2 separate regions of the Homo sapiens genome follow, and region 1 is linked to region 2. Evidence: read pairs that join two places in POLR2A ChIA-PET (ENCODE). Cell type or tissue: GM12878. All regions are shown on one strand. Links, peaks and the distances in the headings refer to the core of each region. The heading gives the core; the rest is flanking DNA. Region 1 overlaps TFEB (transcription factor EB). Region 2 holds the start of NCR2 (natural cytotoxicity triggering receptor 2).

Evidence for each region. ChIA-PET counts read pairs that join two places held together with the same protein. Peaks named below come from ENCODE experiments on the same cell type or tissue, not always from the same donor. Only the 100,000 strongest peaks of a DNase experiment are listed, where the experiment ranks them.
Region 1: POLR2A ChIA-PET joins it to region 2 with 13 read pairs; 3 of 35 experiments call an interaction of 5 or more read pairs at or near these places.

The regions. Positions count from the first base shown.
Region 1 is chr6:41,714,713-41,726,382 of GRCh38, forward strand. The region is part of intron 1 of TFEB (transcription factor EB); the gene reads right to left. Among named protein-coding and RNA genes, the nearest start is that of MIR10398, 13 kb to the right of the region's middle. RefSeq lists enhancers at 1,621-1,670, 1,781-1,880, 8,392-8,934, 9,176-9,265, 9,596-9,735 and 1 more. In GM12878, for the core only: no CTCF peak of the experiment used is centred there; a DNase peak (open chromatin) is centred at 8,959; H3K4me3 peaks cover 7,271 bases; H3K27ac peaks cover 7,542 bases.
Region 2 is chr6:41,328,145-41,339,814 of GRCh38, forward strand. It overlaps NCR2 (natural cytotoxicity triggering receptor 2), which reads left to right and starts at 7,464. Exons shown (of 5, transcript NM_004828.4): 1 at 7,464-7,784; 2 at 7,943-8,284. The coding sequence starts at 7,733. RefSeq lists an enhancer at 6,082-6,211. In GM12878, for the core only: a CTCF peak has its summit at 6,747; a DNase peak (open chromatin) is centred at 6,127; H3K27ac peaks cover 2,501 bases.

The sequences.
Region 1 (11,670 bases), core at 2,515-10,514, 390 kb after region 2:
GGCAGCGCTGGAAGCTCTACCCTTGAGTGGCGGCCCGGCCCCAGAGAGGCCCTGGAGGCAGCCTCCTCTGCCCTCCACACCCCAAGGGACTCCAGCCCTCAGGGAATCCAGTGACCACAGCACTCCAGACCCTGATATACAGGTTGGCACTCCTCCGGGAGTCCATGCCAAGTCAGAGGGCACAAAATGTCAGACGACAAGGAGCCTGGGAGTCACCTACCAGAAAGTCCCAGGTTGATGTTAGCAGCAGCACTCCCATTTTCAGACAAAGTCGGCCTGGACCCTTGATATGTAAAACATGAGGATGAAGCCGCTCCATGGAGCACCAGGAGTCAGTGTGAGGAGCAGGAGAGCAGCATGGGGAGTGGGAGGACCACCCCACCTGGCCTCCAACCAGGGCCTCCCCCACGCTCCCAGATAGTACCCAAGGCACCTTCTGGGACTGTGACGAAGAATCTGAAAACCACAGTTTTCTCTGGCCTCTCCATGTTGCGGAAGTCTGGAGGAAGCAGGGAGTATGTGCGGACCACACAGCTTAGGGAGAGCTAGGACCACAGCCCTGGCCCTCCCAACTTCCAGGCCAAGCTGTTTCCCAAGACTCTCAAGACAACAGGACCCCATCCTCCACATGGGAAAGGGACACAGCAACACCCCCACTCCCAAAAAAGTCTCATGAGCCGGGCGCAGTGGCTGACACCTGTCATCCTAGCACTTTGGGAGGCTGAGGCGGGTGGATCACCTGAGGTCGGGAGTTCGAGACCAGCTTGACCAACATGGTGAAACCCCATCTCTACTAAAATTACAAAAATTAGCCGGGTGTGGTGGCGGATGCCTGTAATCCCAGCTACTCGGGAGACTGAGGCAGGAGAATCGCTTGAACCCAGGAGGCGGAGCTTGCAGTGAGCCGAGATCACGCTACTGCACTCCAGCCTGGGCGACAGAGCGAGAATCTGTCTCAATTAAGAAAAAAAAAAAAAAAGTCTCACGGATTCAGGTCCTCCCATGCTCCCAGTACAGGGCAAAAAGCTCCACGTACATCACGCCTATGACCCAGGTATTATCATTTCTTTCTTGTATATAAAGAAGTGGGCGTTCAGGAAGATTAAGTGACTCATCCAAGGTCACCCAACCTGTGAGTGGCAAAGCCCAGATTCCAACCCAGCACATAGCTCTTGACCCCCACTGCAGCCTTGCAGACATCACCACTGTCGTGGTGCCTGGCTATAACAACTTCCTCTGAGCCCCACTGCAAGCCTCATCTCACTCAAAGAAAAGCTGAGAGGTCTCCTACCCAACTCACCCCAACAGGATGTCACATACGGAGCTTCTCAGTAATATAGCACTACCACTGCTACTAATACCACCACCTCTCTATTATACAGCACTTTCTATTTAGGCAGTTCATACAGTATTATCTTACTTAATCCTCACAACACTACACTCCCATCTCCATCTCACAGAGGAGGAAACTGAGGCATACAGAGGTTGATGAGTTGCCCAAGTTTACACAGCTAGGAAAGAGCCGAGCTAGGATTCAACCCCAGGCAGTCTCACCCCAGTGGTACACCCCCTCCCTATAATGTCTGCTGGCTCCTCCTTCAGCGGTAGCTGTCACAAGCACCATAGTTTGGGGCTTGCCTCCCTCCTCTGAGGCCTCTCTGCAGGGGTCTGAGGCCAACTGGACCCCTGAGGGGTGGATGTGGGAAACCTATCTGATGAGCACCTTCAGCTCATCCTCTCCAGCTGTGGTAACACCATCCCCACCACCCACCCACTCACAGGAGCTAGAGCTGGAAGGATGAGATCCTGGGAGAGCAATCAACGCACAAGCATGAATAGGACACCTACTGCATGCCAAGCTTCAAGCTGTGGCAGGTGCAGGAAGTAGAAGATTCTGTCCTTGCTCTCCTGCCAGAGGCTCCAGTCCCCAGAAATGTCCAAAGGAGTAGCCCCTGCCACCCCCACCCCCTTTAGTGCTGGCTGCACCAGATGTTGGCAACACTTAGAAACAGGGCTAAAAATAGACTCTATAATGAGTCTGTGCTAAGAATAACTTGGGCAAACAGCCCTCCAGGAGAGGACACTCTCTGACAGGGAGCCACCACCTCCTCCCACCTCACAACCCAGCCTGGCCTACCCCCTGGCCCATCACTCAGAGTCCCCCACAGCTAGCAGAGGACCTGGAGCATTTCGAACCTAACTGCTGTGTTGATGGAGGCATCGGCATGCCCGCGTGCACCCTACATCACAAGCCAGGTGACCGGCCACCCTCCATGAAGGGTGGGGGCATCAAAGGACTGGGCAGAAGCTGGTGGGAACTCCCTGCTCCAGGCAGAGCTGTACTGAGGCACCAAGTCACTTGAGTTGTTTCCCCACTCTAACACCAACTCCCAGCAGGAAACTAGGAAAATAGGGCCCCCCAGCTCGAAAATCGTGCTTCATTTCATGTCTCACCTGTGACATGGGTCCCTCGAGTCAGCTAGACCGGCCCACTTCAGACATGTTCAGGGGAACTGAGAGCAGAGAGAGGCAGCAGTACACTGAAAAGCAGACATCAACTGTGGCCGGGGGAGGGGATCAGAACTTTAGGGCCCCAACCATGCTAGCTCCCACAGCCAGGGCCTCCTTTTCCCATGTCCTCACTGCCCCCAGAAATTATAAGAACTGTCAGACTCATGGATATCTGCATATGGATTGAAAATTAGTAGAGCACGTTCATGTATGATATCAGAGCTGAACTTCTCAAAAACTCCAGAAGACAGACAAGATGATGAGTTTCATTACACAACTGAGGAGAATGAGGCTCAGGAAATGGAATTAACTTGCTAGGGGCCCTGCAGCTGGGATGAAGCCTTATTGCCATCTATTAGTCTGAGAAGGATCTCCCAGCAGCCATAAACTAGGCATAGCTCCATCTCATAGCAATGCCCAGAAGGAAACAGACACCCTCTAATGCTGGGAGCAAGCAGGAGGGGGCCAGAAAAAGGTAAGGAGCTCTCAGGAGGAAACAGCAGCACACACAACACTTCTCTGAGGACAAAGGAAGAAGGAAGAGGAAGAGGTATCCTGGGCAGAGCACTGGCCATGGAGTCAGGAGCAAGGAGTCTGGCCCTAGCTCTGTAACAGGTAACTGCATAACCTGGGAAAATCCCTTCCTAAGTTTCATTCCAGGTCTTAGTTTCTCTATCTGGAAAATGGGGCTTTAAACACCAGGCCTTTGAGATACCCTAGAGTATATATCATGACCACATATTGGAGATGTACAACAAAAATTAGCATATCACAGGCTCTGACAAGCCCTACAGCAAAGAAAACCATTTGGGGTTTTGTGTAGTTGTATATATTTATGGAGTACAAGGTGATGCTATGATTTATGAGCACCATGTGGAATAATTAAATCAAGTTAATTAACATATACATCACCTCAAATACTTGTCATTTTGGGTGGTAAGAACATTTGAATTTTGGGGGTGTTTTTTTTTGTTGTTTTATTTTGTTTGTTTGTTTGTTTTTGGAGACAGGGTCTCGCTCTGTCACCCAGGCTAGAGTGCAGTGGAATGATCACAGCGCACTGCAGCCTCAACCTCCCAGGCTCAATTGATCGTCCCACCTCAGCCTCTCCCATAGCTGGGACTACAGGCATGCATCATCACACCCGGATAATTTTTGTATTTTTTTGTTTGTAGTAACAGGTTTCACCATGTTGCCCAGGCTGGTCTTGAACTCCTAGGCTGAAGTCTCCCGCCTCAGTCTCCCAAAGTGTTGGTATTACAAGCATGAGCCACCACACCCAGCCTAGAACATTTAAAATTAACTCTTAAATGATTTTGAAATATACAATAATTACTATTTACTATATTCACCATGCCGTACAATACATCTCAAGGAAAAAACTTATGCCCCCTGTTTGAGGTTTTGTACCCTTTGACTATCATCTCCCCATTCCCCCAACCCCTATTTTTCTTTTTTTTTTTTTCTTTGACTTACAGTCTCCTGTGCCTGCTTGACCTCTAAACCTTTCCACAGAAAACATCTTGGGAAACCCTGGAATAGATTTGGAGCCACCAACTCAAATGCCTGCAGGGGCCAACAGGAAACATGAAAGCCTGAAGCAGGCCCAAACACAATCCGTTGGGACCTGCGGTTGGCTGCAAACCCTAAAGAATTCCTGACAGCTCTGGAGATTCAAGTAGTCTAGCACAGGGGTCCCCAGTCCCCAGGCCACAGACCCATACTAATCCATGGCCGGTTAGGAACCAGACCACACAGCAGGAGGTGAGTGGTGGGCAGGCAGGCAGGTGAGCGAAGCTTCATCTATATTTGCAGCCACTCCCCATTGCTCACATTACCACCTGAGCTCCACCTCCTGTCAGATCAGCAGTGGCACTGGATTCTTATAGGAGTGCAAACCCTATTGTGCATTGTGCATGTGAGGGATCTAGGTTGCATGCTCCTTAGGAGAATCTAATGCCTGATGACCTGTCACTGTCTCCCATCACCCCCAGATGGGACCGTCTAGTGGCAGGAAAACAAGCTCAGGGCTCCCACCAATTGTACATTATGGTGAGTTGTATAATTATTTCATCATATATTACAATGTAATAATAATAGAAATAAAGTGCACAATAAATGTAATGCTCTTGAATGATCCTGAAACCCTCCCCTGCCATCCATCCATGGAAAAACTGTCTTCCACGAAACCAGTCCCTGGTGCCAAAAAGGTTGGGGACCGCTGGTCTACCACTTCTATTTCACTGAAGGTCTCCTTCAGGACCCATCCAACATCTTCAACAACCCTATTGAGAGGAGCAAGGAAGGGGTCAGTGCCCTGTGTCACACAACTGAGGAGACTGAGACCTAGGAGGCCAGACACCCGGCCCAGGGTCACACGGCAGTTACTGGCATGCAGGTCATGTGGCAGGTCCCATTTATTCGGCCCTTATTGTGTACTATGTACTTCTCAGTCTTTATCTCACATAGCTCTCACAACAACCCTTTGAGGAAGGCACAGAGGAAGAAACCAATGGTCAGAGAGATTCAGTCACTGTTTGAGGACCCACAGCTAGAAAGTGGCACTACCCAGATTTGAACTCTAGTATCCCGAATCCAGAACTCAGGCCCTCAGGCCAGCTCTCCCATTTACTAGCTAGGTAACCTTGGGTGAGAGATTTAACCTCTCTGGGCCTCAGCTTCCTGAGGCCCATTTTATTATCCCTGTAAAATGGGATAATAAAAAGACCTGCATTCGGTTGTTGTATAAAGTTTGCAAATATATAAAAGTGCTTAGCACAGCGCTGGCACACAGGAGTGCCAATATATGTGACCTGTCATTAAACACCACATTCTACTGTGGGAGCTCATGCCTGAGCCTCTGGGCTCTGTGCTCAGTGGGTTGGAAGCCACCCACAGCCTCCTGAAAACTGGCCCCTGCCAATCAGTCCTAGGTTACTGCCTCTCCACCTGCCACCACAGCCCCTTAAGCTGGGACTCCTGGGGTACTCAATGAAGAGTGGAGCTTTAGAGGTTGGGGGTTCCCAGATTTAGGCCAGATCTGGGTCTCATCATCTGAGGCCCCTACTGGGCTGCCTGCACTCAAAGCTGGGGATATCCCCAGCCTGCCATGGGTCACAGGCTTCTCCTCCCACTGCCCTAGGTCACAGGGTAGGGAGGCCAGGGGCTCTCCAGACAGGCAGCTGATGTCCTCATGACCTTCCCCAGTCCTCCCAGCCTTAAAGACGACAATCATAACCCACCCAGAGCTCTTCATACTTCCTGCAGCCGGTTCATCCACAATAGGTCACAAGATGGGCATCACCACCCAGGAGGCTGGCCGCTCAGGAGACAGTGTGCCTCCTTTACAGATGGAGAAACTGAGGTCCTGACTAGGCCAAGCACTTCCCAGGGCAGGGATCTAAATAGTGGGAAGTCTTCTGGCTTCTGGATAGGGCTCAAGCTGAGAGCCAGGTTGCAGGCCAGGCCCACGTGGGTCTCACCCATAGTGACTACAGATCCTGCAAGCTGGGGGAGGGGGCATCAGTAAGGCCGAGTCCTTCTCTACCCCACCCCACCCCAGCCAGGGAGACTGGCACAGCCCTCACCCATATATAATTATTCCATCATATATTACAATGTAATAATCATAGAAATAAAGTACACAATAAATGTAATGTTCTTGAATAATCCTGAGACCCCAACCTCCACCCAACCCCCTGCTCCAGCAAGCATGGGCAGCTCCTGCCAGGCCTGACCCTGCAGCCTTCCACTGACGGCAGCCTCCCACCTTTCCAGGTAGCTCTCCAGCCCCCAGCCCCAGCCCCCAGGACCCAGGCCAACCATTCACCCCAGGCATCACCCCCTCTCATCGTCCCCACCTGACACAGGGTCATCACCCAGGAATCCCTCTCTGACCACTCTGCTCCCTCCTCTGCTGACCCACAGTCTTGGTAACCACCTTGCTAAGAACTGGGCCCTGATTCTCCAGTCAGACCATGAGGTTTGCTGAGGACAGGCACCCTGGCCATAGCACTGCTGCTGCGCCTTATATTCAGTAGGTGCTCTATAAACATGGCACAGGAGGGACAGAATCTCTAATGCAGTGGCACCAAAGTTTTGGACCATGGCTCACAGAAAAATATACTTTATTTGACACTAGGCACACATACACACACACACACACACACACACACACACACGAAACATGTTCTACACAACAATGCTTACTGATACTGAGCAATACACTTGAATATTTTCTAGTCTCTTCTTTTTCATTAAAAAAAAATTCATGGAGACCCACCAAACTGATTTCATGGCTGAATTAGGGTCCAATTAGTGGCCCTGATCCACAATTTGAAAAACCTCCCTCCAAAAGTATCTGTGCAGCCCAACTATCTGCCTGGCGCGTGGCCCTCTCTACAACAGGCGCCTAATAATGGCATCCATCTGTCAGACACTTACTCCAGGCCAGACCTGTGCTAAGCATTTTACTATGGTGTCTTATTTCATCCTCACCATCACCCTAGGAGATAGGAACTGCTATCACCCCCATTTTAAATGTGGTGAAACTGAGGCCTGAGGCCAAACAGTAACTGGCTCAGACAGAGCTGAAAACCAGGCCTGTGTGAATCTGAAGCCAGATTCAGAACCACTGCACCCTCATGCCCACAGATGAGTGGCCTTCAACTGCTCTCTCAAGACTACACCCTGGCAGGGAGCTCACTCTCCTAGGAAGTCTCTTCCAACTCCAACTACTAATAAACCATTCCTTATATTATTATTATTATTATTAAGGCAGAGTCTCCCTCCGTCGTTCAGGCTGGAGTGCAGTGGTGCAATGTAGGCTCATTGAACCCCTTCGCCTCCTGGGTTCAAGCGATTCTCCTGCTTCAGCCACCCAAGTAGCTGGGATTACAGGCACATGCCACCATGCCCAGCTAATTTTTTGTATTTTAGTAGGGACGGGGTTTCACCATGTTGGCCAGGCTGGTCTCAAACTCCTGACCTCAGGGGACCCGCCCACCTCGGCCTCCCAAAGTGCTGGGATTACAGGCGTGAGCCACCGCACCTGGCTCCATTCGCTATATTAATTTAACTCTTTATAGCTGTGGGTTACTTTGATTACTTAATTGGGGATGGCACAGAGAAAAGAAAGGGCTCCCTGGCCAGAGCCCACAGGCTGCAAGGCCAGCCCTCACACCCCTCCCAGCAGACCCTCCATCCTCCTCCTCTCCCATACTTCTATTGGAACCCAGAAAAGGGGCAGGGGTGTGGGTGAGGGGCCCACCTGTGGGCTGAGTGGACCATTCTGCCATTCTCCCTCACTGATATAGCTGCCCTGGAGCAAGTCACTCTAGCCCCTGGGCCTACATGTCCCCATCTGCAAAATGGGAATGATAGCAGCATCCCCCTCATGGGGTGACTGAGGGTGAAGGGGCTGGTACAGATGAATCACTGGGCACAGTACCTGACATGGAATAAGGCCAGGTAAACATGAGCTCTTACTATCAATCTCAGTTCCAGCTCAAACTTCCACCATCAAAAATGATCGTCAGGAGCCCTGGGCAGTTTTTTGCCATCTGCACACAAACATGCTATGTCCTGGTGAAGTGTTAACCTGTGCAGGCACTTAGTGGGAGGCTGGCTCTATTCTGAGCACTTTATGTGAGTAAAGTCTTTTACTCTTCAGAACTCACAAGGTGGGCACTATAACTGTCATCTCCATGTTACAGATGAGGAAGCAGAGGAGGATAACTTGCCAGCATCATGAAACTGCAAAACGACAGGGCCAGGATTCAAGCAGGTGGATGTAGAGCATATGCTCCCAGCCCCTAATGTAAATGGGTATTCACTGTGGCCTGGCCAGTGACATGCTAAGCCCATCCTGCCCATGACCTTCTCACTCGACCCTTGAAATAAGCCTGGAGAGATGAGGAAACTGAAGCACAACTCTGGCTGACTCCTGATTTCCCACGCTGTCCAACCTGCACTCCAGAGCTTGGCCACCTTCTTCCCCATTCTTTCCCTCACCCCAGCCTTGGCCATGCTCAGAGACCCCCACCCCTCCCCAAAGACATCCCAATGCCAGTGCAGCCTGAGGGGCCTCATCCCTACCCACCCACCTCCCCAAAGACACCACACGCATGCACATACACTCACACAGATGCACACAGGCTAACACACATGGACACACATTCACACACATGCTCACACACATGCACACACTCACACACATGCACGCGTGTGCTCTCATACCTTCGAGAGGGCAGCCCCCTGGAAGGAGGCCCCTGGAATGCTCAGCTCCTCCAGGGGCCGGAGCCCAGGGCCGCACCCCAGCCCCAGGGCCGGGCTCAGTTTCCTCATTTCCCCGGCGGCTGCTGTTTCTCACCCAGCCCCCTGCACCTCAGCTGGAGAGGAAGTTGCACAATCCCCTGGGAGCTGCAAATGCGGCCGAGGATTACTCACAGCACAGAGGGAACTGCGCCCCGACGGCACAGTCCCACACCGCAGCCTACCCAACACAGACTGCTTCAATCTCACCCGCCCGGCTCCAGGCGCCCACAGCGCTCCTTGGTCCTCCCACAGGAGGCCTCTCATGGCCGCCCTGACCCCAGCCTGACCTCAGAGGGCCCTAGGCAGATGGAGAGACACAGAGCAGCAAGAATTTCGCCAGAGTCCCAATCCCACCAGGTCCAGGGTGGGCCTAACCCTAACCCCAGCCCCGCTTCCTAGAGACATGTGTCCTTCTAGCCAGAAGCCCCACAGCTCACCATCTTCCTGACTGGCCATACACCTGCAGTCTTGGCCTTGGGCCTTCCCAGGGCCTCCAGACACCCAGGTCGAGGCCGTACTACAGCCCACCTTGAAATGGAGCCTGAGATCAAGCAGAGCCCTGGGCAGCTCCGGGAAGATCCACACCACCGCACACTTTTCACTTGTGCAGAAACTGTTCTTGATACACATGCAAGTTCAGTGGTTCCTCAGCCCCCCAGCACTTTTTTAGCAGCCTGCCAAAGAGACTGGGCAGAGATTTCACTTAGTGCTTCTTTCTGGTGGCCAAGGGATTCCCATCGTTGATAAGCAAATACCCTGTATTAAGAAAGGTTAAGCTATTATCGGTCGTCTGCGTCTCAGGGTGGATGAGTTTACTGGGCCCTTTCGTGAGTGCAGGTTTCAGGAAGGAAGCGGGCAGCAGAGAGGAGATGAGGCAGGCCGTGGCTCCTGGAGAAGGCAGGAGATGCCAGCAATGTGAGGGAAGCCCAGAACAGTGAGGCCAGAGAGGCCCAGGGAGGATGGACCCAGACTCTGGTCCAACCCTGGGCCTCCCTGGGCTGGCAAATTCTGGAAGGACACAAAGGATGAGTAGGAGCCAGGCCTGGGTGTGCAGAGCCCCCAGGGAGGACCTCTGGCTCCCGCCCCTTGCCGCCCGAGACCTGCAATGGGGCCTCAGATAAGGAACATGATAAATACCTCTTATCACCCCCACAACCTTGGACTCCCATCCAGCTAAGGACAAAGTTGGAAATGTTTTTGTCCTGGGCCCCAAGGCTCCCAGAGAACCCCTCATTTCTGCAGCCCTCATCAAAAGGCTGGGGCCCGCAGGGACTGTGGGGGAAGCGCCTCACAGCCCCTGCAGCAGCACGAACCAGGACTGAGGTTCACAGCGGTCACCTGATGCCTCCAGCTTGGTGGACAGGGAACACAGTCAAGGAAGAAGGGCCAGTGCTGAAAAGGCCTGGCTCTACTGGAACGCAACAGCCACAAGGCCCCTTTGCAGGGACGCCTCCCCCAAAATGCCTGCACATTCACCATCTCCCCCATCCTGACAAGAGCCCCATGAAGGGGAAGGGCAGCAACGCTTGCTATCCGTTTTTCAGATTCCAAGGAGGCTGAGGCTCAAATCACTTAAGTGACTTCCTCGAGGCCATGCAGCAAGTTTATGGCAAATCTGTTTCCTGGCTCTTTTCCTAGATCAGAGTTTCTCAACCTCAACACCAGACACTCAGGGCCAGGTAATTAGTTACAGGGGCTGTCCTGTGCATTTTAAGATGTTTAGTGGTATCCCTGGCCAATATCATCAGACATTGGCAAATGTCCCCTAGGGGGACAAAATCACCCCTAGTGGAGAACTACTGCCCTAGAAGCACCTAAAAGATGGGCACCTGCCAATTCCAAATTGAACGGTACACCTGCTGAGGGCTCTAGCCTGAGAGTCTCCCCCTCTCCCCCACCAGATGTGCTAGGCAAGAGGGCCTGAAGGGTGATGGGTACTCTGTGGTTCAGTACCCTCTGGGAAGAGGCTTCTTAGCCCCAGCAGGCACTGCCACTTAGGGGGTCTCCCCACAAGACCAATATCACCTTCCAACTCCCAAGCTACATGCCAACCCCCTTCCTGGCATTCAATATTACCCTGATCTTTCAACCGTTTTGATCATATATTCCTATCAGTAAAAACTTTTGAGCACTCTCAATATATGCTTCTTTCCTTGTAAATTGCTTATATATACCCCGATGCATGAATATATTATAGATGTCAGCAAACATACCCCAAAATTATATATTTTTAAAATGAGAATGAAAATGCAATACACCAGGATGAGACATGTTACACACTCACCATCATGGCAGAAATTAAACTAACAAGACCAAGTGTTGATAAGGCTAAGGAGCAACAGGAACTCTGTGGGCCACTAGCAAGGAGTAAAGTAGTACAACCACTTAATAAAATATTTACTGAAGTTGAAATATACATTAAAGGCCAGGCCCGGCGGCTCACGCCTGCAATCCTGGCACTTTGGGAGGCCGAGGTAGGAGAATCGCTTGAGCTGGGGAGGTGGAGGTTGCAGTGAGCTGAGATCGCGCCACTGCACTCCAGCCTGGGCAACAGAGCAGACTCCATCTCAAAAATAAATAAATAATAAAAAGAAAAGAAAGAAAATTAACAGACTACGGCTATACACAACATAAGTGACTCTCACAAATACACTGTTGGGTGGGAAAAGCCTGACGTAAAAGAACATGTCCAGCGCCATTCCATCTGTATTAAATTCAGAGTCAGGCAAAACTAAACTCAGCTAAGGGATGCAGACATAGGTGGTTACATAATAAAAGAGGCAAGGAGCTGATTATCGTACAGTCAGGATAGTGATTACCTCTGGGGGTGGAGGGCACATGAGT
Region 2 (11,670 bases), core at 1,473-9,472:
AAGAACAGACCGTCCTCTTCTGCTGTGAGGACAATTTCAGGAACCAGAAGAAATACGAGTCTGACATGTCCCACTTGCTGCCTAGATCTTATTTTTCAATTGTCGAGACCCCTTTAAGGATAAATCACATTAAAGATATTGTAGTTCTCTTAATAGATCTATACAGTGCTGAAACAAATATTTTTACAATAAAAATAAGCTAGAATTCTTTTACTTTTAGCAATAGTAACTCATGTCTATTACGCACCAAGCTTTTACATACAATATCTCGTGTGATGCTCACAAGGATTCTGTGGGACAGATGCTGTGTCTCCATATTGCAAATGATGGGATTGAGATTCACTTCAGCCTGCGTCCTAGGTGCACTCCTAATGGCTCTGGGTAGATGGGCTGGATGAATTGGCCTAAGATGAATGTACCTTGCCACACAGGCACTGGTCTGCCCTGGAGTCCCCATGACAAATGCTTGGAGGCAGCCCCTACCTTGGATCCCACAAACAGCAATGACAAGGGCCGCTGGAAAGCACAGGATGCGTCTGAAGGCAGCTGGACAAGCCCAGACTCAGGTCAGTGGCCCTAGAGGGTCTTGGGGAAATGTCCCCAGGGGCTGAACAGAGCCTGGCAATGACCCTTCTGCTCCACTGTGGGACCCTTTCTGCAGACTTGCCTGCAGCCCCAGGACCTTGGCTGTGCCAGAACCCAACAGACTGTTGATCACTCCTTTACTAGCTCCCCTAGCAGTCTTCAGCAGCTCTTCTCCTGCCCACATTGCCTAGTGGCAAGTTTGTTTAATTACCCTCTCTGCAGGCTCATCTCCTGTATATTGTGTTCTCACTTATTCCCTTACACTTTCATTTCCAAGTGTATTGCCTCAGAGTCTTTCGGAGAAGCCCCTTACCTTAGGCACAGGAAAGCCATGGTTCATGACCTGTCCTGGGGCCACCACCCACATGCCCCACCAATGTTGGCCCCAGGATCCAAAGTCACTGGGTCCTCTGCTTTGCCCATTTTTTTCATTCCACCTCCCTTTTTGGCCAGGCACAGTGGCTCACGCCTGTAATCTCAGCACTTTGGGAGGCCAAGTGGGCAGATCACTTGAAGTCAGGAGTTCAAGACCAGTCTGGCCAACATGGTGAAACCCCGTCTCTACCAAAAATACAAAAATTAGCCAGGTGTGGTGGCGGGCGCCTCTAATCCCAGCTTCTCAGGAGGCTGAAGCAGGAGAATCATTTGAACCCAGGAGGCGGAGGTTGCGGTGAACCGAGATCGTGTCACTGAACTCCCACCTGGGCAACAGAGCGAGACTCCATCTCAAAAAATAAAAATAAAACGCTTTTTAATACAATATTTTAAATATTATATTCATTACACAATCAACATATATATGTATATATATATAAAGACTTTTTATTAAAAACAAACATTGCAGATGTTGGTCGAAGTGTACAAAGTTTCAGTTAGACAGGATGAATAAGTTCTGGAGATCTATTATACAGCGTGGTGACTACAGTTAATAATAATATATTGTGTACTTGTAAAGTACTAAGAGAGGGCCAGGCACGGTGGCTCACACCTGTAATCCCAGCACTTTGGGAGGCTGAGGCGGGCGGATCATGAGGTCAGGAGATCGAGACCCTCCCGGCTAACACAGTGAAACCCCGTTTCTACTAAAAATACAAAAACAAAACTGCTAAAAATACAAAAACAAAATTAGCCAGGCATGGTGGCAGGCCCTGTAGTCCAAGCTACTCAGGAGGCTGAGGCGGGAGAATGGTGTGAACCCGGGAGGCAGAGCTTGCAGTGAGCTGAGATCACGCCACTGCACTCCAGCCTGAGCGACAGAGCGAGACTCCGTCTCAAAAAAAAAAAAAAAGGACTAAGAGAGTAGATCTTAAATGTTTACACCACAAAAAAAGATAAGTATGTGAGGTGATGGATATGTTAAATCAGCGTGATTTAATCATTCCACCATGTATACATATATCCAAGCATCTTGTAATACACTAAAAATATACAATTTTTATTGGTCAGTTATACCTTACTAAAGCTGGGTAAAGGAACAAACATTGCAACAGACTACAGATAAAGTTCCCTTCACCACTTCTTCCCCAACATTCATCATAGTTATTGCCCCAAAAGACTGCTATTATTAGTTTGATGTATAGCTTTTCACAAACAGAAAATTTCTGTGTTTGTACAGATAAGAGGTTTATGTGCACAGACAAACCATTTTGAGTTCAGTTTACTGTATATAAGTGGGATTATACCATACATGTCATTCTGCAGCAATTATTAAATTTAACAAGATGTTTGGAGATCTAGCTACATTTGCACACAAGCTGTATTCTTTTTTAACCTTTACATGGTGCTGTATAGAAGACGTGGACCAGAAGTTATGTTATTAATTCCCCTGTGGAGATCATTATTATAAACAATCAGTGATGAGCGTCTTTGTAAATCTCCTTTTGTGCCTGTGTGTGTATTTCTCAAGGATGGGTGAATCCTTGAAATGGAATTGACAAGTCAAGGAATGCACATATTAAACATCTTAGATCCTTATTATTTGCATTCAGAAATGCTGAACAGTTTCTATTCCCACTTTGAACATAACACCCACTTCTCCACACCCTTGCCAAGAGAGTAGGACAAGCTTTTAAAATATTTGTCAAATTAATGAATAAATATTGCAATTTGTTTTAATCTGTAAATATCTGATGAATAAGGAGATAAGACATTCTTGCAAATATCTCTGAGAATGTTTATTTCAATTATTGAAAGTTGCTCATCCATTTCATGAATTATTGACATTAATTCTAAATTCAGGTGTTCTGTGTGCTTGTATTGATGGTTTACCTTCATGCTATTAATTTTTCTCAAATGTATGAGATACTTGATTGTCAAATAGTATTAATGCATAGATGAATTGAGGGAATATTCTCATGTTGGTATTTTGAGCTGTTGAGGCTTCTACTTCTGACATTCTAATTTTTCTTATTTTGTTTTTAACACTCGGAAATCAAACGTATCGGTGGCCACTTTTCTTGTTTAACTTGGATTTATCTTTTTTTTATTTATTTATTTTCTTCCATTTACAAAGATAGGGGGCTGGAAGAGAGAATGCCAGGGGGTCCAGTGGGCCACACCGACCCTTTCTTCCCTCCATGTTCCCCGTTAGAATCTAAGCACAGAAGGAAGAAGGCCTACTTTTCCAGACAGTAGGGCCTTCTCTTGGCTTGCAGAAGTGCATTTGAAATGGAGGTGGCAGAGATGGGATACCACACCGGGCCAGGCCTTGTGGAACCTGCAATGCATTCCCTGCAGAGTGATCTCCAGTAGGCTTCGGAGAGAGTAAGGGCTGGGGCCCTGTCAAGATGCTGCACAGGGAGAATTCCCCCAGGAGCTGTCCACAGGAGCCCCTGAGAAGGTGGAGGCTGAAGGGAGGAGTCAGCTAAGGGCAGATGTGCAGATACGTGTTTGAGCTGGGCAGCCTGAACTTGGCAGAACAGAGCGGGGACAGAGGGGAGCCGGAGCTGGCCGTGGTGGTGACTGAGTGATTTAGGGAAATTAAAGCAAGAGGGGAGATCATGGAGGAGGAAGATTCTCAGGTTGGGCAAAGAGGCTGAACTGGGTTTGGTCTCCCCTGTTTGGGGCGTTGGATCAGATGCACAGGGAGTGTTCCAGAGGGGCTGGGGACAGCAATGTGGGAGGGTCCCACCACAGCAGGGATTTAGGTACTGGTAGGTGTCTTCTGCAGGCACTGGATGGCCCCTTCCTTACTCATTATCTCAGCTGTCCCAGAGTGGCAAGAGCTGAGCATCGCCCCTCGGCCTGTGCTGAGCTGAAGCCTTCAGAGACCTCCATAGCTGCTGCCCCCAGGGTGTTCGTGAAGTGTGTGCACCGCCTGGCCCTGCTCCTCTCCAGGACTGCCCTTCTCCAGCTCTGTCACCCCCTAACTTGGGGCTGGTTTCTATGGAGCAGAGTGGTCTGCTGAAGGAGGGAGTGCTGAAGGAGGGAGTGAGTGTCTGTGTGAGTGTGGGTGCACTTGGGTGAGGGCCTGAGAGTTTAAAGGCAAGGATCTTGATTGGCCTGTAATAAGCAAATGAGCAAACAGAGATGACGGCCAAAGGATATTGAAATCGATGTTAAACATAATTTTCTAACCCTACCCCTGATTTTTGTCTCATCTTCTGAGGCTGACCACCTTTACCAGCACAGCTGTCCCCACTGTGCTCCATTTCGCTCCTCCTCTCTGGCCCCAGGCCAAACCCAGCCATACTCCCCCTGCTCCAGCCTGCAGCTCGGGAGCACATGAAGGGCTGACAGCACCAGGCAGCACAGAGACCGGGGCCCTGGGGGCGGCTGAACGGGGTGAGGGGGTTGGAGGATGGGGTTGGTTCCATGGAGTAAGGAAGGAGAAGAAGCAGGGAGAACCCAGCTGGGGAGATGGCTGCTTCCTGCACTCCCTGAGCCCAGGCCTCCCGCAGGGTGCTTAGGGTGGAAGCCTGGTTCTGTGCCTGACCCACCCTGAACTTCCTGTGAGGGAGCTGTGCGCCCAGACTGCAGCCTTGTGTGGGCAGTAGCTCAGGTCCCTCTGACCTCTCTGGCAGGGAAAAAGCTGCTCTGAGACCAGATGCTTTGAACCTGGCATCCTGGGACCAGGAAGGGCCATTGTTATGGGACCATTGTCATGGGAGCAGGAATAACCCTGTCAGGGCAATTGATGACTGAAGGATCCTGCTGGAGCTGGGGCAGAGAGCCATTGGGGTCAGAGGTATAAGCAGACTTGTTGGGGTTCAGGGAGAAGACTCCTTGGATCTGCAAAAGGCAAGCCTGGATGAAGAGTAAGGAAGTGCCCATGGAGAATCTCTGAGCCCAGGAGGAGCACCAGGTCAGGAGAGAGGAGGCCTGGGTGCTAGTCCTGGTTTGGCCCTGAAATAGCTGAGTGACTGTGGAAAGGCTACTTGCCTTCTCTGGACCTCATCTCCCTCAGTTGTGAAATCAGCACTGAGAGAAATTCCCTTTTGTCCCTGCTACTTCTGGTTCTATCATGGGGGAAATTTACAGCTACCCCTTCACCCCTGCCCAGCCTAGCTTAGCCCTGTGCTGCGTTTTGGGGATCACCTCCAGACCTCTACGGCTCCCTGCTTTCCCCATTTCTGCATCAGAGGCCAGCCCTCCCTTCCCATGGACCTACCCAGGCTCGGAGCCACTGTTGCAGGCTAGACTGGGCCTTGCTAGAAAAGCAAGTACATGAAGTCTCCAGCTCTCCCAGCTCCTTCTCTGGGTTCCTGTGAGTGTGTGTGACAATGAGTTTGGGAGAGGAGGTTGCTGAGGTTCCCAAGTTCTCTGAGGGACCTTCTCAGAGGGTGGGCAGGGAACCCAGAATCCCCCAGAACCCCAGGCTCTTTGACAGGACTTTGCTGTGCCCTGCTCTGATCGTGCCAAGGGGGAGGCACTATCCCTAGCTCTTCAAGAGACTTCTGAAAGGGCCCCAGATCCCACCACAGCTACCTGCCCCAGTCCCTCCTGCAGAAATTCAACTTGTGACAAGGGCTGTTGTGGGTCCCCAGGGAGCAGGGCCAGTCCCAGCCTGGATGAGGGGCTGCCTAAGCCCAGGCTTCCCTGCCCCCAGGTCCCAGATGCCAGAGGAAGCTGAGCGTGCAGATGGTTCCAGCAGGGGCCTCCCCCTAGGGTGCTCAAGGCCCCAAGTCTATGTGGAGGGTGCCCACCCCACTCACACAGGTGGGGAAGCCACAACACAGAGAGAGGGGCAGATTCCCCGCTTTGAGAGCTCCTGTCCCCTGGGGAGAGACGACACACTCTGACACAGCAGAGAACGATACAGAGCTGGCTGCAGGCTGAAGAGACACACAGCTAGTGGCACATAGCAAGGGGTGCTCTTGTAAGCTACAAGAAGGAGCTGTCACTTAGAGTCAGCAGGGGTCAGAGAAGGGGAAAGTCAGCATGGGAACACAGTTGCTGACACACACACACACACACACACACACACACACACACACACGGTGACGTGCCTCGGTGCCATCTGAGGACAGGGCCGCCTTCCTCCCCCTCGGGAGGATGCCCCCACCCTGATTTGGTATGTAATTATGTTCAGGGAGAAGCTGGGCCCCACTGTCGGCGAGGAAACCCCCTAAAAGCTCACCTCCGCCTGTGTGTGCAATTCAGTGGGAGCCTCTTTCTCACCCCTGGTTTCCTGTCATGTCTGTGGGTCGCATTTCAACCAGACCAGCCGGAAGGCTCCAGACCGAAGTCAGGAGGCCTGTTCTGGTCCTGTGTGACTCTGAGCAGGTGGCTGACCATATCTGGGCCTCAGTTCTCACATCTGTGAAAAAGAGAAGTAATGTCTCCCTCGCGAACCTGCTGAGGGTCTTGAGAAAGTGTGCATGAGAATGCTTTGTAAATAATGCTTGTGTGAGTGAGTGGCGGGCATCGCTCCCTGAGCTGTCTTCTAGCTCTGGAGCTCCAGCCTGCTTTCCCACCTTGGGCCCTTGGGCGCCAACATCTGATAGCCCTACTGTGTCCTCCTTTTGCATACCCCTCTGCCTTTCCCATTCTCAGTCTCTGCATACTCCTACTGTAAGGAGAAGGGCAGTGTACTGAGATGGAGTGGAGAGCAGGAGTCCAGGGGCAGGCAAAGCAGTGGACTTGGAATCGAGTCCACTTGACAAGTTCCAATTCCCGTCTCAGTTATTACCTCTGTTCACAGAGCTCCCGGCAGCAGATCGCCAGTCCAGCAGAGCCCCCAGTGGTGCAACTGCAATTACACACAGTGTCTCTACCAGTCCTAAGATATATTAGCTCGTTCTCTTTGTAAATTGCATCGTATTTTAAAACTGAATCTTCAAAGTGCTGACATTAACTAAAGAAAAATATGCTAGAGTCTTTCATCTGTTTATGTTTTAATTAAACAATATTTCTCCAGGGTCCTTAAGTGGCAGAGGTCCAGGATGCAGAGATGAGGCCAGGTCCTGGTTCCTGGGCTCCCTCTACCCCACCCCACTGATGCATCCCATGCTCCGTGTGCTCTTCCCACCCTCCCCTCCCCGACCTTTGCCAGGGACCCTCCCTAGCCTCCCTTGCTGGTTTTGAATCTCCACCTCCTCTCCCCTCTCCTTTCCCGCACCCACGAAACTCCCAGAGTGGAAGCACATCACTGACCCACCATGGAGGCCTGGGCATGACGTCCCTGGCCATCCTGTGACCAGTGAGGCTTGGGGCTTGTGATCAGGGTTCCAAGTGCCCCTGAGTTTGTCATCCACCCTCAGCCTGCCTTTCCCTGGAAAGGGCGGCAAAGCTAGGGCCCTGCAAAGAAGAGAGGCAGCACACAGAGGGAGCAAGGGGGAAGCAGTCCATAACTCGCCCACAGTTTCCTCCTGGCCTTTTCAGCTCCTCCCTCAGGGGTAGGTCATGGTGGGGAGGGGCAGCTGGGCACAGGGGAGAGCAGGCATCTTCTACAGAGGCCTGGGAAGCTGTGTGCCAGACAGCGCCGAGCCCACCAGACCCAGACTCACCTACAGCTGGAGATCCCCACTTCCCTGTGCCCACAGAATCTGCCCTTTGCAGTCTCCCATCTCCCCAACCCAGGCCTCAGCCTGTCTCATTTTTCTATCAGACGTGCTGGAAGAGCAGCAGAATCAGGCCCAGCTCCCAATTCCCTCTCCCCAGTCTTCTCCAGGTGTCCCCTCCCATGAGCGCACAGGAAAAGGACCACATGGCCTGGCGAGCCCTACACCCACTGCTACTGCTGCTGCTGCTGTTCCCAGGTGAGGGGGAGGAGGAGCCCAGGGAGCAGAGGAGATGGGTGTGGTGGGGACTGTCAGGACAGCAGGGTCAGGGAGCAGGTGGCTCTGTGGCCAGAGGCCTGCTGTGAGGCAGGTTGTGCGCGTGGCCTTGACCTATGCGTTACTTCATCATTCTCCAGGCTCTCAGGCACAATCCAAGGCTCAGGTACTTCAAAGTGTGGCAGGGCAGACGCTAACCGTGAGATGCCAGTACCCGCCCACGGGCAGTCTCTACGAGAAGAAAGGCTGGTGTAAGGAGGCTTCAGCACTTGTGTGCATCAGGTTAGTCACCAGCTCCAAGCCCAGGACGATGGCTTGGACCTCTCGATTCACAATCTGGGACGACCCTGATGCTGGCTTCTTCACTGTCACCATGACTGATCTGAGAGAGGAAGACTCAGGACATTACTGGTGTAGAATCTACCGCCCTTCTGACAACTCTGTCTCTAAGTCCGTCAGATTCTATCTGGTGGTATCTCCAGGTGAGCTCTTTCCCTAGGGTCCTCAGAGGGGTGCCCCTCACCCCCTTTTGGTGCCTCCATCACCCCTGGTTTCCCAATCGTGGAAGCCACCCATGCCCACGCCCCAGTCTCCTGGGAAGGCTGTTGGGAACAGGTGCAGGGGGAACTCATATGTGCACAAGAGCAGCCATCTCACAGTCTGCATGACTCCCAAGCCTGCAGCCTGGGCCTCCTGAGAGATGCTGAAACAGACCCGGTGAGCATGCTGACCAGTCAGCCTATATGACCCTGCTACAGGAGGGCAGGACCACCCGGCATCTTTGGTACATAGTAGGTGCCCAGGAAAGGTGCATCCACTGGCTGCCCCCACCATGTAGAGCCAGTGGTATCTGGGTAGTCTAGATACCAAGATACTATGGGTATCCCTCATAGTCCAGATCGGGGACTAAGAATGAGTGAAAAAAACTAAGAATGAGTGAAAAAAAATCAAAAGAAAAACAATATTTTGTGACATACAGGAAATTCAAATTTCAGTGCCTATAAGTGGAGTTATTTTTTGGAACACAGCCATGCCCACTCAATTACCTATTGTCTGTGGCCCTTTTCATGCTGTGACAGCAAAATTGAGCAGCTGTGACAGAGACCACATGGCTCATCCCTGACCCTTTACAGAAAGTGTGCCAAACTCCTGCTCAGAGCAGAGCTACCCACAGTTCCTGTGGAAGAGGACCTTCTAAAAAAAAATCTGCAATTCACATGAGTAATTTTTTTTGTAAAATACAGTAAAAAAAAATTACTAGAAAAATAAGAAAAAGATATATAAAGTACAAGCCCAACATTTATTAAATTTGACAAACATAAAATTACATTTTAATGAATACAATCAGAACAAATATCACATAGGGAAAAATTTATAAAAACTGTATACATTGTTCATTTGAAAGTGTGCCTAAAGGTGATTGATGTAGTGGCTTAACGGTATACCCATAACGTTTTGTCATTCCTCAGTTAAAACTAAGTACAAAGCTAGAAGGGAAATTGCAGTTCTCCATATTAAATGCCAATATGCACCCTTCAAACAAACACCCTGTCTTTCCGTTTTTAAGGATTATAATGTGACAAATGAGCACTTTTCTTACTTGGTAACTTTCCTAATCTGAGAACTATTTATGACACCACATCACTTAGGAGATAATGTATAAAGAAATTGTGTTGATTTTTTTTAAAATAATACTCACAGTAGAAGCCCAGAAAACTGGTCTCACGGAGGTATAATGTCAGAAATAGAAGAAATTTTAAAGCAATTCCGACAAGCTCAACAGTTTTATATTTAACTTTTACAAAAGGAAGCAAGCGATGCTGTAATTTCAAAATGCATCTTCAATCCTTTATCAGTAGCCAGTTCCAAAACTTTATCCTAAAACTTATAGTTTAAATTATCTTTCGATGGGAAAATATGGATTCTAGATCTATGAATTTCCTCTGCATATATCTTCTTCTGACAAAAAAACGAAATTCAAAACATGCTATCAAATTATTAATGTTTTCCCATGAGCACTTGTGAAGATATGCAATATCAATATTATCACTTATTTTGTTGATAAATGTTATTAAATTAAGAACATGTCATAACAATTCATAGAAATGGTTCTTCTGACTTTTATGTTTGCACTTAGACTTTACTTGCCATTGAAAAACATGTCGCTTTACTTCCTTGCATGGAAATATTAACTTCAGAACTACAGTATAAACAAGTCTGATGGTACAATTCACATTTGTACTAAACTGGCTTCTTGTCTTAATTAGGAATTCTTCCTATAGATGAAACATGCTCAACAAAACTTTAAATTTGGCATGCAACAGTAGCTGTTTATGATCTGTTTCCATATTACCACATAATAAAGAGAATGATTTCAAATTTAATATATTCACCTTATAAAATTCACAATTCTGTCCATGTTGGTCAGCACAACGTTCAGTTAAGCTGCTTTTTTTTCATAGTAAAACTCTCTCAATGAAGGAAGCAGTGCATTAATTTAAAATCTAGCCCAAGACTTCTTAACCTGGATGACATTTTCCTGTCATTGCAACTGCAGCCATCAGAACATACTCTTACATAAAACTTAACCCCAAACCACATTTTGATAATATAACCTTCATAGTTTTATACATTCAGAGCTAGTTGTGTTTGTGACAATTAAGCTAAAAGATACAGAATTCCTTCATATCATTGTGTTCAAATTGCATATACTAAAAGAATAGCTATGTTAGCAATATTTGTACATTTTTTCAAATTGCCATGAAAAATACTTTGCTAGCTTTATTTGTTCTAGGAGATGGTCATCCATCTTGTTATCCAATTCCTGAATATGTTGACCTAAGGCGTCAAGGGAAAATGATATCAAGCTCCCTTCTTTGCTATAAATTACCCAATGTCGTAAAGCAAACGTTGTTCAGTAATGTTTTGGCAATTGTAGATGGATTGTTGGTCTTTGCAGTACAAAATGTTACTTTACAAGAAGCCACAAAGTCTAGAGCTTATATGTGAAGTATGGATTCCTTTCAAGAGCTTTTCAATCCAATACTCTTTTTTCTCCTAAAAACAGTTTGTTGTGAACTTGTGTTTTTCCGTTTTATATGTATATGCCACTTGTTTTTTTGTTTTGTTTTATTTCGTTTTGAGGCGGAGTCTCGCTCTGTCTGGAGTGCAGTGGTGCAATCTCGGCTCACTGCAACCTCCACCTCCAGGGTTCAAGCGATTCTCCTGCCTCAGCCTCCGGTGTAGCTGGGACTACAGGCGCCTGCCACCACACCCGGCTAATTTTTGTATTTTTAGTAGAGATGGGGTTTCACCATATTGGTCAGCCTGGTCTTGAACTCGTGACCTCAGGTGATCCGCCTGACTCGGCCTCCCAAAGTGCTGGGATTACAGGCTTGAGCCACCATGCCCAGACTATGCCACTTGTTTTTGTTGTTGTTGTTATTGTTGTTGTTTTGAGACAGAGTCTCACTCAGTCACCCAGGCTGCAGTGCAGTGGTGTGATCTCGGCTCACTGCAAGCTCCGCCTCCTGGGTTCACACCTTCTCCTGCCTCAGCCTCCCAAGTAGCTGGGACTACAGGTGCCCGCCACCATGCCCGGCTAATTTTTTTATATTTTTACTAGAGATGGGGTTTCACCATGTTAGCCAGGATGGTCTCGATCTCCTGACCTCATGATCCGCCCTCCTCGGCCTCCCAAAGTGCTGGGATTACAGGCGTGAGCCACTGCACCTGACCCAACTCAAGGTCTTCAACCTTAATCACATCTGCAAATTTCCCTTTGCCATGGAAGGCAATGTCCTCACAGGTACCTGGGATTAGGGAGTAGACATTTTGGGGTACCCGTATTCTGCCTACCACAATGAGA